Linked DNA regions of Homo sapiens: region 2 is linked to region 1. The links are chromatin loops, found by intact Hi-C in ENCODE. Cell type or tissue: MCF 10A. All regions are shown on one strand. Each heading gives the region's core, and the rest is flanking DNA. Links, peaks and the distances in the headings are about the cores only.

Region 1 (5,392 bases), core at 234-5,233:
AGACTGTTTTTAGAATTTCCTGGGAAGGCTTGCAGAGGCAGGTATCAAATGGCAGTCAACCACTGGCCACTGGGGGACAAGAGCACAGAAAACCTGCAGAAACTGCATCATCTTAAACATGTGAAATCAGATATTAGTTGGGGTCCTGTAACTTTTCAGATTTGAATTAAATTGCCTTCAGTCTACCAACACCATAGATGGTGGAAGTCCGAAGCCCTCCTTTGAATTTCTGTGATACCACAAGGGGTATCTGTTTTCCTGACCTCGTGGCTATTTTCCCTTATGGCTCTGGCTTCTTTGTACACTACTTCTGTCCTGTCCTACCTGGGAACCCTGCTCCCCCTTCCAGTTTTACCGCGTACACTCATACAAGTGACAACAAGTTGACTAGAATTGCTGGAAAGTTTTGGTTGGTCTTGATGCATTGTATAGCTTTCTGCCCTTATACTGAGTTCCCGTTTTCTTCTCCCTGCCCACCTTTGCCCACCATAGCCTAACTCCTAAATTGCTTTAGGAGCTACAAATTCCTTCTTTTGTTTTACAGTTTTCTCCTTTCCTCTAAGCCTCAGTGCCAGCAAACCTTCAGTTCTTAGATTGTGTAGGGAGAGGTGGGAGGGTAGAGAGGGGGGCCAGGGTTTATTTCCTACCCCAAGCACTTAACAAAGTAGCTTTTCAAGGCTTCTTTTTTCCTTGACATTAATTATAGAGTTAGCTATTAAGATTAAAACATTTTCTGATTTGCTAAATGCAAATATCGCATATACTTATGAATAGATCTATACCTATATGTACAAAATGCATATGCATATGAAAAGGATATTCTAAATAGAAAATTAAAAAATTATAAATTTCTCTCTTACATACACACACACACACACACACACACACACACACACACACACACACACACCATACAGGAAATACACCAAAATGTTAACAATGGTCATCTGAGTAATGGGATTGTGGCTAATATTTATATTCATACTGATCCTTTACTGTAATTTTAACATCTAGATATGTATTATTTAATAATATAAAAAGCCATACAATATGACGTTAAGGATGCAGTGAGGTATCCCATAGTCCACCTAGAGTCACAGAGAGTTCACTGCCCCAGTAGGCAGCAGAGGGGAGGCCTCATCCTTGCGTAGTCCCTTGTAAGTGTGGGACATCATTTCTACTCTCTGAGCTGTTGGGGACAGAGAACAGATCATTGGATTTGTATGGATGGAGGTCACTGGTGACCTTGAAAAAGCTATTACAATGCAGTGGTGAGGACAATTCTGATTTTCAAATGGGTTTATTTATATTGTCTTCTTCAAGAAATACTTGACATAATCTTCTAAAGAGATAAGTAACTTCGAAACCTTGAAAATGCAGAACATCTCTTTATTTTTCTGGATATGGGAATTATAATGCAATCCACTGAGAGGTATGTGGGGCTTCTGGCAGATTTTGGAATTAATTGTAATTTTTTCTCTAGTGAAGGCATATTATAAGTTCCTTTGTTGTACCTGATATTTAGTGTATTTCTGTACCCTGCCCCCGTTATTGATAAAGATGTCTTACCTAGGAACAGGCTCAGGGAGTTGTTTGGCTTTTGAAACATCCTTCACTATTATTTCTTATGTGTCTCTTCTTGTGACGAGGGGACCTATTTTCAAGAGCGCCAACTAGGCATAAGAGTATATTTGTGGTATTGAGAACACAAGGTTTGAATTCAGATAGATATGCAACTGAATTCCAAGATTATCATTTATTGGCATGCCATTTTGGGAAATGTCAGAGCTTTCCATAACACAACATGCAACTGCTATTCTGAGACATTTTTGTCATAATGTTATGTTTATCAGGCAGCTTTCCTACAACTTAAGGGAAAGCAGACTCTTCTATATCAGGTAAAAATCACATATGGCTGGGTGTGGTGGCTCACGCCTGTAATCCCAGCACTTTGGGAGGCTGAGGTGGGCAGATCACCTGAGGTCAGAAGTTTGAGACCAGCCTGGCCAACATGGTGAAACCCCATCTCTACTAAAAATACAAAAATTAGCCAGGCATGGTGGCAGGCACCAGTAATCCGAGATACTTGGGAGGCTGAGGCAGGAGAACTGCTTGAACTCGAGAGGCAGAGGTTGCAGTGAGCCGAGGCTGTGCCACTGCACTCCAGCCCTCCAGCCTCGGTGACAGAGCGAGACTCCGTCTCAAAAACAAAAACAAACACAAACAAACAAACAAAAAACTACAAAAAAAAACAAACAACAACAACAAACAAAAATTACATATTGGGCCATTGTCTTCCCCCTCTGCTAGAGGCAGAAGCTGACATATGCCATGGTGTTCACTAAGCAAATGGGAGTCAACATGATGCATATCAACTTGAACAGGAATACCCGTGGGGGCATGCAGAATATGCCATCAGGAGTCAACAAAAAACATTGTGTATATTTCCAGTTTTGCCTTTCCCATTTCACACTGTCTCAAAATTTAGGCCCTAAAGATAAAGCATCTCATTAGGCAGAGTACTATAAAGAAAGTATATTAAAGATGGTCCAGTTGTTGATCCTCATGTAGGGAACAGAATCCCAAAGCAAACAACTTCATTCTCTAATGCAAAAGCAGAGACCCAAAGACAACACTGCTGCAAACATTACTTGGCTATTAAGGGAAAACCAGTAGGTGGTGCTGCTGCTCCGTGTGTTCCTTCTGAGGTCTTCAACTGTGCGTGCAGAAGAAACTTGCTTTTCAAATGGCGAAGTGATTTAATGATACTGATGCAAGAGGTCTGCTAAAAAGAGTAGCCCCTGATGGTGTCAGTCAGAAGTAAGCTTTTCTTGGAAGGGGCTTAGCTCATTTGACCTCGGAAACTGAAGGCTTTGCTCCACCAAAGAGAACAAAAATCAGAGGAAGATTTGCAAAGAGCAGAGCTTTCAATTCCCCCATAGAGAAAATGAGGTTAGTGGTCTGGAGACAGCAAGCAAAAACAGCACAACTAAAGATATTAGCCCCATAGAGCCCTGAGGTTAATGTGGATGATAAGAGCCCAACTGTGTACTAATTTGGTTTGTTAACTTACTACATCCTTGAGAGAATTTCTTCCCCCCTGGACAGGATGAAGAATTCCCTTGAGCAACAGAGGTTTTTGTACTAGGAGATTAAGTAGCATAGAAAATTACAGCCCTGCATTTGTGCTATTTGAGTTAAGGTGGTGTCAGCATTCCTATTTTAAGCCATTATTTTCAAGGATTTGAGTTTTCCTGGTACATACAGATTCAGCCCCAGAATCACACATACAGAACATGTGTTGTCTGAGTGGGCTGTCACAGACAATCACAACCACTGCAGGAGAAATGGGTCATTGGAGATGATTCACTCTCATTCTTAAACAAAAAAAGACAATAGAAGTAAGCTTACAATTCACTGCCAAAATATGTAATGAGTTAAAAAAAACGTTGCAAGAAGATTTGTAGTGCAAAGACTTAGTGCTCATGTGTGACAACCAAATTGAAAAAACACGCTCTTATTAGCTTTTAATGATTACTTGGGCCAATGGTCTGTGAACTGAGATAGATCTCCATGAAGCTATAAGAGGCCCTAAAGAGTGTCTGGGTAATAAATATATATTATTTTCCAAATTGGTTAGCACATGGAGGTGAGCATTACTCTGAAAGGGCAGCTGGCTGGGTTGTATAATAACTTAGCCAAAATGTCTGACTGTATACATAGCTTCCCATTTTCTCTATGAGTGCCCATTGCAATCACAAGGGAAGGAAGGTAATAAGCACTTACAGAGGTATTTTATGGTTCAGACTCTATCTATATATTTGCTTACTTACTCCTACAATTATCCCTGTGTAGTAGGAATTACTGTTCCCATTTTAGAGGTGAGAAAACTGAGGCTTCATGAAATGAAGCAACTTTCCTTGGGGACTCAGATTGGTGAATGCCTGGGATTCGAGCTAAGGGTTATCCAGTCTGAAAACCGTGACATTTCCATTGCAATAGATTACATATTTGTTCCTTAGGAAATATTTCACTTCTTTTCAATTCATATTTGCTTTTGACAAGGCTAATCTCAGTTTTCTTACCTGTAGAATAAGGATAACATTATCAGCCTCACAGGGTTGTGACCATGACTTAGTACAGGGCCTAACACACAGAAAACACTCTACTAATGCTGCCCAACATTACTGAGGTGGCATTCAGCAAAAAATGAAAAACAAGGGCGTAGTAAACAATGAGCTTTGATTGTAACTGCACCTTGTAGCATTTAAGGGAATTGTGCCACAGAAGTGTTAGTTTCCTCAATTTTCTCAGATTCATGATGCAAAGAGTAGAGTACATACATTGATTTTCCAGCCAATATGTAGACAAAGACCAAGAAAGAAAACAGGCATGGAAAATTGCATGTCAATACTTAGAGAAACAAGGTGATTGCAGTAATTGAGCAGAACCAGAAGAAGTCACATGTGTGATTGTCAGCTGCCCTTAGGATACTGGTACTGGTCTTGTCTTCACAGTCTTTGAACAGACTAGGTGGGACTGTGTAGATAGGACACCTTCGTCTCAAATCAACAGGGTTCATTTTAAATGGACATACACATACAATAAAGTGGTTTTAGAGAAACAAAAATCATACCAGGAGTTTTGACAGTAAGTGTATACGAAACAGTGTTTCAGCTCTCCACAAGGCCCAATATGGGTACCATGATGCCAGGGGGCCCCTCAGGCTTTTGTGCTTTGGAGGTCACAAAGATGTTTTGAAGACAAAGAGTTCCCTACTGGGGGAATTGGATTGGCTGACCTGAAGGAGGTAGCATTTTGTGAGGCAAATATGTAGAAGAGCAGAGAAGGTGGTGGGTGTGGGTTAGGGGTAGGGCCAGTGAGGGCAAGGGAAGAATACTGAAAAGAAGAAGAGGCGCGTGTGTTGTTAAGTGGAGGCAGAGAATGAAAAATAGCCCGAAGAAGCGTCTGATGAGGGTCTTATGTTTTTAGATGAATCACGCATGAGAATTTTTTACCCAATGGTTTCAAACTCACACGTAGTACAAACACACACACGCACAGCACGAGCTTGAGGGAGAGAGATCATTCAGAAAGGAACTGCCTTTTGGTGCCCGATAATGTGCCAAATGCTTCTTCACTCATTAGCTAAACTAATCCTGCTACATGGACGTTGCATTTTTCCATATTAGGCATGAGGAAACTGACTCTCAGCCTTAGGTTGCATAGCTTATAAGAGGCAGAACAAAGGTTTAAACTTGCCTTAAAGTTTTGTTTTTCTAACTAGGTCAATGCTGAGTTTTTGTTGTGGTGCAAGATCTTGGTAGGAGCACCTTTTTCTGAAGTTGGTTGTGAGAATAAAAATGGACAAGATCGTATAAAGCCCCTTGAA
Region 2 (5,392 bases), core at 199-5,198, 160 kb after region 1:
GACAGAATTTATCTTCTGTGGACTTTTTGAGAAAGTTGTTAAAAAGAATGGGAAGGGAGAAGGAATATTTCTTCATATTGTAAGGGTGCATCTGAAGATGGAGAGCATGTTTGTGGTGACATTAGTCCACAGAGTTGGGCATTTTTCTCCAGCAGTGATTAGCCATTTGAAGGGCAGGGAAGTCAGGTGATTAAATTGATATAAGACTGGCATGTCAGATAGACAGTAATAAAATTGTGGGAATATATGAGTTCAAATGATGGGTGAGATCTAATCCAAATGTGTGAGGAAGTTATTTCACTATGGGGTTTATTTGTTTGGAAGAATATAGTTAAATGGACTAGAGGTCTTAGTAATGCCAAAGAATAGGTATAATTAGAGTGATAAAATGAGAGCAGTGAAGGCAACAGAGATTTAGAGCAGAAAACTAGAATTAAAGATTTCACAGGTGGGACAGTTTTCTGTTTGTTTGTTTGGTTTTGTTGTTTGTTTTTTGTTTTATTTTATTTTGAGACGGAGTCTCGCTGTGTCGCCCAGGCTGGACTGCAGTGGTGCGATCTCGGCTCACTGCAAGCTCCGCCTCCCGGGTTCACGCTGTTCTCCTACCTCAGCCTCCTAAGTAGCTGGGACTACAGGCGCCTGCCACCACGCCCGGCTAATTTTTTGTATTTTTAGTAGAGGCGGGGTTTCACTGTGTTAGCCAGGATGGTCTCTATCTCCTGACCTCGTGATCCGCCCGCCTCTGCCTCCCAAAGTGCTGGGATTACAGGCATGAGCCACCGCGCCCGGCCAGGTGGGACAGTTTTAGGTGACATCAATAAGTGAAATGCAAGTGTTGATTGGTGGGGTCCGGGAGGCTGTTATTGACTTTGTGAAGTTGGCATGCTTGGTGGGCTGTCCATAAAGATTTGTATCTTACTCAAGACAATAGTGGGATTTGAGATTCATAGACCCTGAGCCAGGTGACAATAGCCTGTGATCAATAGTATTTTCAGGGGATAAGAGCCGTTTTTTATATGCCTAATGAGGTCCATGATTTTTGACTTCCCCATGCTTTAATTTAGTCAGCTGAACTAACCCGTTGCAGTACTCAGTAAATGTTGAATATTTATGATGAGAAAACTAGGGGAATATTACCGGAAGTCTCCTTATGGATAAAATACAGTAGCTACTAATATTTACTTATACTCTCTTTCCAATCATATGTTAAGAAATATAAAAAACAAGTGAATCACTTCTACTATGCATTATTTAGAAACTTTAAGGAAGGTAGGATTATAAATATCAATATCTATATTCAGATATTATATTGCATAGGTCGGTATGTAATGCAGAGGAAAAGCTGGGAGAAGCACCAACATAAGCCAATTTCTATCTGATGTACTTTCTGTATGTTTAGTGAGGTGTGAACTCTTATAATTACTTTATAGATGAGGAAACTGAGGCTCAAAGAGATATCAGCTCTCTGAGTTGTATTAGACTGATACAGAGAATTTTAATCTGGAAGGATTACCTGGAAGAATAATTTTAATTTTGAAATAAAACTGATACAATTGCCTCTGCAATTACCTGGGGCTTTTATTCACTCTTCTGGTCATTGTAATTAGAGGTCTGCAGAGTGAAAGAAATTATTGATAGATTTGGTTAAGTTATCTATAGCTTTAAACCCTAGCATTAAATTCGTAATTCTTCTTAATTTTTATTTTGAAATGCTCCATTAAACTACACAGAGTAACAAATAGATCATTTGGCTTTTGATTTGTCATCTACTTTCTCTCCATTTCTTTCTTTCTTTATTTGGTCTATATCTTTATTTTTTGCACATCATGTATATACATTTGTGATTGCTTGCCTCCATGACAGATACTGATGGTCTGCCATCAGTTATTTTAATAATTAGTAATTGGCAAAAATAAGTTATTAATCTTGATTTTGTTATTTTGTTTTCTCATCTAGACAACAAACCATGGCAATTTCTAGAATATTTTGTATAGACTAATTACTCAATTTGGGCTCAAGTTTTATATACAGTGACCTTTGAGTTAAAATATCACATCATCTGATGTTTATGCCTTAATGTAGTTTTTAAGTATTAACATCTACAGCTCCCCTAAATCTTTTTTTTTTTTTAACTAGAGCTCAGTATTTTGTAACAGGAGGAATCTGCCACTCCTTTTTTTTTCTTTTCTGTCCTTTCCATTCAGACCTACGTCTCCACCCAGATGTTCTTCCCTCCTCTGCCTGTGATATTCTACTATATATATATATATATATATATATATATATATATCTCCTTGTTTTTCAAAATGGAACTTTTGGAGATAAGCACTAGGGAAGGATGTAGATTACATACTTTTGGTTACTGTAAAGAATAAAAAAAGGAATAAAATTAACATGTATTGAGTCTACATTTATCCCATCACTCTTCTCAATCATTTACATATATCATCTCATTAATCTTCCTGTCCACTATATTATGTATTATCTTCATATTATTAATGAGGAAATTGAGGCTGGGGAGGTTTGATTCCAAAACCTATTTCTTCTATTATACTCAATTGCCTCTAAAATAGTTTATAATTGAATAATATTTGGAAATGAGAAGAAATAAAACTCTCAGAGCCCTAAGAAAAAAATACTTTTAACGGCAGACAAAAGTTAGTGATGTTAGCAACTAGGAAGAACAATAATAGTAATATAACGCAAAAGATAAAATATTAAATAACTAACCTGTATGAAATTCATTTATAGATTAACTAGGGTTCTGTAATGTAAACAAGAGTCAACGGTGGTGTTTGATCAAATGCAGATTCCTTGACCTGACTCCAGACCTCCTGAATCAGAAACTATTGGGATGGGCCACTGATAATGATGGTCCACATGGTATCTTTAAAAGACACAAGAATCAAGGAAAAAAAAAATGAAATGAAAGCATACCAGGTTAAAAAGGTGAAATTAATTTTCAATTTCTTCATCAAATGTTGAATCAACCAATGGAACCACTGATGCCCTTCTGCTCAGGCTATGCTTGGTGCACTGACAATTTTAGTGTGGTCTTGTGGTGAGAGATCAAGAAGTTCCGACTCATCTTTCCACCATCAAAGCTGCATTAGACCACATGGCCACCTGGCTCCAGGCCTCTGCTGCCTCTCCTGGCCAAGTGCAGTACTGCGCACACCTTGACCAGGTGACTGGAAGCTGTTGGTCCAGCTCAGCTGCAGGAACTTTGAAGAAGAGAACTAAGGTGATAAAGCCAAGATAAACTTTCATTTTGTTTTGGAAAGAGAAGAAGAAGGGAGTAAGCAAGAGGCTTACTGTTTGGAGCTGGCAGTGTAATATAAAAATATGGTGAAATGGAGGCCATGTCCCTCAAATCCTAAACCTCTTTTATTCCCCCATTAAAAATGCACTACAGATTATAGGCTGCATAACCAATATTATTATAGAAGTAGAGTAGAACAGGGCCACCCCAAAGGTTTTAACTTTCCTGATCAATATTTAATAACTTAAGAGCACTGATGGAACTTTTAGGAGAGATTCCTGAACAATACTGTCAATCCAGAGAATATAGGTGAAAAACAGGAGAGGCATCAGAAGTAGAGATGGGATCATGTCTTCCTGGTTTTCCAAAAAAGAAACATAGTCGATATTGCAATATGACCCAGTAACATTGATTGGTTCCCTAGAAAAAAATTTTAATGCGGTTTCTTCATTTAAATTGTTTCAAATCTACTTAAAAAGAAATAATCACAAACACCATTTTGTCAGGAATAAATGAGGTCAGATATAAGTTTACTTCTTTCTTTTGTAGGCCTACTAAATTAGTAGTTCCAAAGGAACGTAGATCTAGGTATCTCATATGCACCACTGCATTTGAATTAAAGTCTCTAAAGCCACAGGCCACAAAAGTTTTCTTCTCGGTTTACTTAATTCCCTAATCCTTCATCCATCTTCAGTTAGCTCAGGAGTTGCAATGATGACAAAAGTAGACTGTTCACAGGACAAGTGATCATTGCGTCCTTTTTAGGATGCTTGTCTATCAAGACAGACAGAGAAGGGTCGGTCAGTGGTGACATAATTATAAAATCAATAGTTCTGACATCTTGGTAAGAGAGGTGCATGAGGCCATCCTTACATTAGACTAACCTGACAGGTTGTTGTTTTACAATATTTTTTCCACTTCTATATGCTTAACTTATTAACCATTGTTTCTATTCTTAAAAATAAAACTAATAAATATACATACTTTAAAACATTCACAAAGTTCATAGAGCTATAAAAAGAGACAAAAATGTCACTGGGTCCAGTCTCTACCTCTTTTCTTTAAGAAATACCGCTGTTAACCGTTTTTTTTTCCAGAAAAAAAGCCTGTATGTCCCCATATACTTATACACATTGGATCATACTATATGTACTGTTTTACGTCTTCCTTTTTAGTATTGAATGATATGCCTGGGGGATCTACACATATCTACGCATGTAAAAAATTCATTTTATTCTGTTACATTTATGAAGTATTCCATACTCGTGGTCTTCAATACCTTAGCAACTAGTCACTAGCCACTAGCTACTAGTTCGATACCTTAGTCACATTAAATATTTGAAATGTGGCTACTGCCAATTAAGATATGCTATATGTGTATTTCACTTTGCAGATACATTGTGTTTGTTTTCTATTTAGTGGACATTTGGGTTGTTTATAGCTTTTTTGTTGTTATTCCTAGTAGTGCTACTATGAACATTCTTGAACATATTTCTTCATGTGTTTAAAAGTTTTTCTCGGATGGATATTTTCAATTTTTATTTTTTATCACAACTCAGTGCAAAACACATCTTACAATATATAGAACGCGTGCACACACACAGATATGTCATGAACTCTCCTCTCCTCTCTCCTGTCCTCTATTTTATCGTGAGGCAAATTGCATACCATCTTCTTCAAGAGTCCGATAGTAATTCTTGATCCTTTACTGTTGCATATAAATTTCATAATAGGCTTGTCAACTTCCACGAAGGGCCCTGTCAGCATTTTGATTAGATTCTAGTTAAGTCTATAGTTTGATTAGTAGGACATTGATAAAAAACAAGACAAGGGTTTCTGGTCAAGAATATGATATATCTTCCCATATGTTTTTATATTCGAGTTTGAGTGACAGAGTTATGATCTTTTGTAAAGTCTACTCTTAAATTATCCCTTATTTTTTAAAAATTGTTTTCTCTGTTTTTGGCACAAATTGATATTTATATGTGCTTGATATTTAAATGTATCTTGTTTACAGGAACCACAAGAAAATTTTAATCATTTTCTTTCTTAAAATGTCAAATCCTGGCTGCATTGGTATCACTCTGATGCTCTGAAATTTATTCAACTTTTCTAGTTTTTCAGGCTACA

Evidence for each region. A loop is a pair of places that touch in the nucleus more often than their neighbours do. Peaks named below come from ENCODE experiments on the same cell type or tissue, not always from the same donor. Only the 100,000 strongest peaks of a DNase experiment are listed, where the experiment ranks them.
Region 2: a loop joins it to region 1, with 11 times the contacts of the local background. A loop is called at or near these places in 6 of 110 quality-filtered maps.

What each region holds. Positions count from the first base shown.
Region 1 is chr9:27,723,661-27,729,052 of GRCh38, forward strand. The region is part of intron 2 of LOC124902135; the gene reads left to right. Among named protein-coding and RNA genes, the nearest start is that of C9orf72, 150 kb to the left of the region's middle. In MCF 10A, for the core only: a CTCF peak has its summit at 2,676 (motif pointing right); a DNase peak (open chromatin) is centred at 2,681.
Region 2 is chr9:27,885,731-27,891,122 of GRCh38, forward strand. No RefSeq gene overlaps it. Among named protein-coding and RNA genes, the nearest start is that of C9orf72, 310 kb to the left of the region's middle. RefSeq lists an enhancer at 3,198-3,247. In MCF 10A, for the core only: a CTCF peak has its summit at 3,157; no DNase peak of the experiment used is centred there.